Linked DNA regions of Homo sapiens: region 1 is linked to region 2. Evidence: read pairs that join two places in POLR2A ChIA-PET (ENCODE). Cell type or tissue: MCF 10A. All regions are shown on one strand. Each heading gives the region's core, and the rest is flanking DNA. Links, peaks and the distances in the headings are about the cores only. Region 1 holds the start of NUMA1 (nuclear mitotic apparatus protein 1). Region 2 has its middle 8.6 kb from the start of FOLR3.

Region 1 (2,902 bases), core at 116-2,615, 64 kb after region 2:
AGGCCACACAGGTTCCTTTTCCCTGGGGCAGTTTAACTTGTTCCTTGGAACAAGTCCTTCCGCTATAGAGGCAGTAGGCTGAAGCTAAAGAGACTTAGCTGGAAGTCGGAGAACTGGAGTCTAGTTCTAGCTCTGTCACTAATTTGGTGTGTGGCCTTGGGCAAGTCCCTTTTCTCTGGGTTTCAGTTTTCCAATCTGTGAAATGAAGATAAATATCCTTGACTCACAGAGCTGTTAAGAGTATCAAAAGAGAGACTGTGAAAGCACTGGGTAGGTTACTAAATGTAATAGATCTGTCGTGAGTACTAAAAAAAATGAAGCTCTAACTGTAGAGCTTTGAGTAGCGGACCACGGAGAAGGTGTGGGGAGAAAAGGGAATCTGGGGACAGATTGAGAAGGGGTTTTACTCCTTGGAAGAAGAAGGAATGAGGCACTTCACGCCCCAGGAAGTTTCCTACATCTCTAGAATTAGGGTAGCGACTGCGATTTACTCAATCTAATGCTAACCGCATGTCTTGGAAGAGGGTCTCAGTTCCTCAGAGGAAAACCAACCCCATTTCTGAGGGCGTTTCTGATCTCCCAGGTTATGCCTGGAACTTGAAGCATCCGATTTTGGGAGCTTTATGTTTGCGTTGGGGGCGGGGTTCGTTGTTTTGTTTTGTTTTTGTTTTGTTTCGTTTTGTTTTGTTTTGAGATGGAGGTATCGCTCTATAGCCCAGGCTGGAGTGTAGTTGCGTGATCACGGCTCACTGCAGCTTCAATCTCCGGGCTCAAGCGATCCTTCTACCTCAGCCTCCCTAGTAGCTGGGGCCACTGGAGCGCGCCACCAAGCCCGGCTAATTTTTTTATGTTTTTGGTAGAGACAGGGTTCGCCATGTTTCTCAGGCTGGTCTCGAACTCCTGGCCTTAAGTGGTCCGCCCGCCTTGGTCTCCCAGTGTTGGGATTACAGGCGTGAGCCACCGCTCCCGGCCCTGGGGGTGGTTCTTAAGCATCCCCAAATCTGTATGGATATATATCTCAACGCCTATCCCTCCCTCTGCTCCCCCTCGCCCAGTCTGTCCCATGTGAGTGTTGTATCTTGTTCGCTGTGAAAGGTGATGAGGGTCGGTGGGGGAAATCTCAGATCCCCGAGCAGGAAGGTTCTTAGTCGTTCTGTGAGTGCCCCTCCCTTCTCCATAGATCTCTTGTCCCCTAGAACGGGTTTCCTGTTTTCCCGCCCGACTCACCCGCAGTCGCTTCCTCTCCAGTCTTGGCGTCCCACTGCCTCAGGGTTACTCAGAGCAACTCCATGGCAACTGCTTTCGTCACCACAACCCGGCAGGCGCCATAAGTACTGACGCGATGCTTACCGGGACCTTCAGTTTGTCAGGGGCGGGGCTTCAAGGCCGCGGGTGACGCTGGGATTTGTAGTTCTCTTTGCCTTCAAGTACAGGCCGGGGTCCGGAAGCGGTGATACCCCTTCTCTTTCCCAGTGGCCCTCAAACTTCCTTTTCCCGGGTCCTTAAGCGGGCCCCGCCGACAGAGGCCAATCAGAGGGCAGCGCGAGGGGGCGGGGCCATAGTTTAAACTAATTGTGCGCTCACAGCGCTGGCGCGAGCCCACGAAGAGGTACGATTCCGGAGAATCGCGAGGCAGAGCGGGAGCGCGCAGCCAGGTAACCGGCGCGGGCCCGCGTTTGGCGTGCGGCCTGGGCACCCCTGCGGGTGCTCAGGCCTAAAAGGGGTGCTGGAGAGGCCGCTGCGAGCGGAAGGCCTCCTCCATAACCGAGTCCGAAAGGGCAGAATCTATGGGGGTAAGGTTTGTGAGGAGAGGCGCCTGAGAGGGAGGAGCCGGGGGGGGGGGGGGTGCCTTAAAGGGGAGGGTCTGTTTGGGGGCGTGTCTGTGGAATTAAATCTGAAGGTGACTGGGGTCGGGGGTATAGGGCAAGTTCCCGAAAGGCTTGTAAGCGAGGGGTCGGGTCCTGGAAAGTCTTTGCCTTTTATCGTTAACAATAGCAGTAGTTATGGTAGTGCAGTAGTCAGCATTTTCTGAGCTACACCGTCCACAATGACCTGCCAAATGTTTATCTTTTTAATCTTCTAACCACCTGTTATACTTTAAAGATGGGGAGCCTGAGGTTTATAATGTTTAGCTTGGCCCGGGTTACGTAGCCAGTGCGAGGTTGGCTCTACTTTGGGTTTATGGGTTGGGCATAAATGGGGACGGGGAAGGTGCTTTGTGGGGGCGCGCGTTGTCTTGGACTGGTCAGTGTATTTTGAGCCTCACTTTTCATATATGTAAACAATGACCTTACCTGCCTTACCTACTTCCTGGGGTGGTTGTCCTGGTCAAAACAGGTTAAGTCTTTTTTTTTTTTTTTTTTAATTTTTGTTTGTTTTTGTTTTTCATCCATGGACTCTCACAGATAACATGTTTCATACACGCACCTCGGAGAGTACAAATTTATGACTATAAGTGGTGTGACTGTGTGAAGATTGTGGGTGGGCGGGAGCCCACTGGGTTGATGCTGCCGCCTCTGGGTACTCTCTTTTGCTTACCTCTGAGTTAGCACTTGTCATTTTTTTTTTTTTTTGAGACGGAGTCTCGCCCTATCGCCCAGGCCGGAGTGCAGTGGCGCGATCTCGGCTCACTGCAACCTCTGCCACCCGGGTTCAAACAGTTCCCTGCCTCAGCCTCCCGAGTAGCTGGGATTACAGGCGCCCGCTACCACACCCGGCTAACTTTTGTATTTTTAGTAGACACAGGGTTTCACCATCTTGGCCAGGCCGGTCTTGAACTCTTGACCTCGTGATCCGCCCGCCTCGGCTTCCCAAAGTGCTTGGGATTACAGGCGTGAGCCATCACGCCCGGCCTGCCATCTGGTATTTTAAAAGTCTGCGTGTTTGTCTGCCCTTCTAGATA
Region 2 (2,902 bases), core at 145-2,644:
AAAGTTTGATGGAGACTATAATTATAACAAAAACTTCAATAGCACCTTTTTTTTTTTTTTTTTTTTTTGAGATGGAGTCTCACTCTCACCCAGGCTGGAGTGCAGTGGCGTGATCTCGGTTCACTGCAATCTCCGCCTAGCAGGTTCAAGCGATTCTCCTGCCTCAGCCTCCCAAGTAGCTGGGATTACAGGTGTCGCCACCACACCCAGCTAATTTTTTGTATTTTTCAGTAGAGACGGGGTTTCACCATGTTGGCCAAGCTGGTCACAAACTCCTGACCTCAGATGATCCACCCGCCTCAGCCTCCCAGAGTGTTGGGATTACAGGCATGAGCCGCCACGCCCAGCCTTCAATAGCATCTTGAAAGGAATTTCTGTTTGGTAGAAAGCCAACTGAACAGATCATTGATAGGATCAGTAGTTTTATTTCTTGTAATCATTTAGCTTGTTTGGAAATTCTTTCTGTATGAGTTTTTCTTCTTTTTTTTTTTTTGAGACAGAGTCTTGCTTTATCAGTTTGGAATGCAATTGCGTGATCTAGGCTAACTGCAACCTATGCCTCCCAGGCCCAAGTGATCCTCTTGCCTCAGCCTCCCAAATAGCTGGGATTACAGGCATGTGCCACCATGCCTGGTTAATTTTTGCAGTTTTTGTAGAGATAGGGTTTCACCATGTTGCTCAGGCTGGTCTCAAACTCCTGAGCTCAAGCAATCCTCCCTCCCCAGCCTCCCAAAGTGCTGGGATTATAGGTGTGAGCCACTGTGCCCAACCCTATATGAGTTTCTACTTCACCTGAAGTGTTGATGTAAGTGCAACAGGTGTTATGGGCCACTGCACAGACTCTTCCTTGTTTGGGTAAAAGAAAATCTGAAGCAATTAAATTATCTATTACTACTTGAGCCAGGGAATTCAATTTGTTGGGCTATAAGGCTTTTTGCAGTGTCTTCAGCTACCTGTCCAATAGTGGCAGATAGGTTTGAATATGCTGGTCAAGTTTTGAATTAGACTCCTTCAGTTTTGAATTAGTCTCATTTAAGGAGGTTATCTGAGACTCCCAACTGTGTTTAGAGCTCTCATAATAACACTGAAAAATGGTCTCCCGTGGGAGGATTCCTTGAGTCCAGGAATTTGAGACCAGCATGGTCTATAAAAAATTAAAAATTGAAAATAAAGAAATTAGTGGGGTGTGGTGGTGCATGCCTATAATCCCAGCTACTTGAGAGGCAGAGGTGGGAGGATGATTGAGCCTGGGAGGTCGAGGCTGCAGTGAGCCATGTTCGTGCCACTCCACTCCACTCCCCATGACAGAGTGAGACTCTGTCTCAAAAAAAAAAAAAAAAAAAAGACCTCCCATTGCTTCTGAGAGGTCCTGAACCCTATTGTGCATGCAAATAAACTAATTTAGGCATGTCAGACATTCTGCCAAAAGTTCTCCATTTTGGCCTATAAATCTTTATATTGTTCCAGGTTAGCTTTTTTCCAGGATCCAAAATATTCACAAGACTTTTTCTCATAATTCTGAAACATGCATGTTCCTGATGGCAGCTGGTCTGGGACTGTCTCCTTAGAATCTAGATTCCCCAGAAAAGCATAAGACATTCCTTCGTGTGCCACTAGAGGGCAAGCATCCTCACCAAACCTGATGGGCTGATGCGCCGGATGAGTCAGGCTTAACTGCCCCCAACCTCCCCATCTAGAAACCTGGGACCAACAAAGATGGCACTTGCAGGGTCCGGATGGAGGGGATCAGGGTAAAAAAATGAAGTCCTCGAGATCTCAATTCAAAAGTGAGAGATCTTAGATCGGGGAGAGCTTACCCACCTTCCTCCCAAAGCTGTCAGGGAGACAAATGAGCTGTCAATGGCTCCACCTGGCACCTGTGCATTCACTTAGGCTGGGGGAACCTGGGCTGCTCCATGGATCCTACTCTTGTCTTCAATTATATTGGCTTAAAATCATAAGATCTTTACATTTGGAAAAGAGAGCTTTATTTCTTTTGATGGGTTGCAACCTACAAGCTAGGAATTGAAGGGACAGGGGTTTTACACTAAATCAGTTGGCTAAACATATATATTTAATAAGTTTTAAGAGGATTTATGAATATTCATGAGAGTTGCACACATGTGTACCAATAAAACATGTTAAATATGTCCCATATTCACTTCGGGGTGGAGACATTAAAATGCAGTTGAATTAGGCTCTGTATGTCAAAATGTGAAACACAGGACCCAAAGCACTTTGTGTGCTGCCTCTGTAAACCAGCCAGAACTGGTCCATGGTTGAGAGTCATTGATCAGCCAGGAATGTTTTGTAAGCTGATCAGCTGTCATGTCAAAATCAGGAAAGGGAAGGGAGTCTCGGAATTGGTTGAAATTGAAATCAGTGAAGGAGTCTCCTGTTCTTGGTTTTCAGGGCTGGTTTCTGTTTAGCTCTTGGGAAAGAAGCCTGGTAACGGTTCGTGAGGAAGCAGGTGTGCTGAGGTGTGAGTGACCTATCATCACGGCCAGGAAACTTGGATTTTAAAGTTTTTCCGGGGTCTCTTTGGCCAAGAGGTGTCCATTCAGTTGTTTGGAGGGTTGAGGATTTTATTTGTATTTCCCAGAGGGTTGAGTCCTCTTAAGACCTCAGCAGGTAGAGGCCTCTGGAAACCTCAGGCCTCTTTCCTTCTTTATACCCCAGTGCTGATGGGAGAAGGGCAGGCAGGTGTCTAGGAACGCCTGAACACAGGAGCTCCTCTAGATGGAACTCCTGCCCTGTCATCCGCTGCCCCTGGCTTGGGGGCTGATCATGAACTGAACTTTATGGCCCCTCCACTGCAGGAGTGAGACCTGCTACCTGAGGCAGGCCCCTGGGCCATGAGGGCTTCAGAATAATACCAGCAAATGGAAGGTTGGGTTGGAGG

Evidence for each region. Peaks named below come from ENCODE experiments on the same cell type or tissue, not always from the same donor. Only the 100,000 strongest peaks of a DNase experiment are listed, where the experiment ranks them.
Region 1: POLR2A ChIA-PET joins it to region 2 with 11 read pairs; 7 of 35 experiments call an interaction of 5 or more read pairs at or near these places.

What each region holds. Positions count from the first base shown.
Region 1 is chr11:72,079,211-72,082,112 of GRCh38, reverse strand. NUMA1 (nuclear mitotic apparatus protein 1) reads left to right here and starts at 1,571. Exons shown (of 27, transcript NM_006185.4): 1 at 1,571-1,655. LRTOMT (leucine rich transmembrane and O-methyltransferase domain containing) reads right to left here and starts at 1,263. Exons shown (of 9, transcript NM_001145310.4): 1 at 1,228-1,263. LRRC51 (leucine rich repeat containing 51) reads right to left here and starts at 1,263. Exons shown (of 6, transcript NM_145309.6): 1 at 1,228-1,263. RefSeq lists enhancers at 250-1,204, 1,216-1,485, 1,205-2,160. In MCF 10A, for the core only: no CTCF peak of the experiment used is centred there; a DNase peak (open chromatin) is centred at 1,412.
Region 2 is chr11:72,142,908-72,145,809 of GRCh38, reverse strand. No RefSeq gene overlaps it. Among named protein-coding and RNA genes, the nearest start is that of FOLR3, 8.6 kb to the right of the region's middle. In MCF 10A, for the core only: a CTCF peak has its summit at 1,600 (motif pointing right); a DNase peak (open chromatin) is centred at 1,629.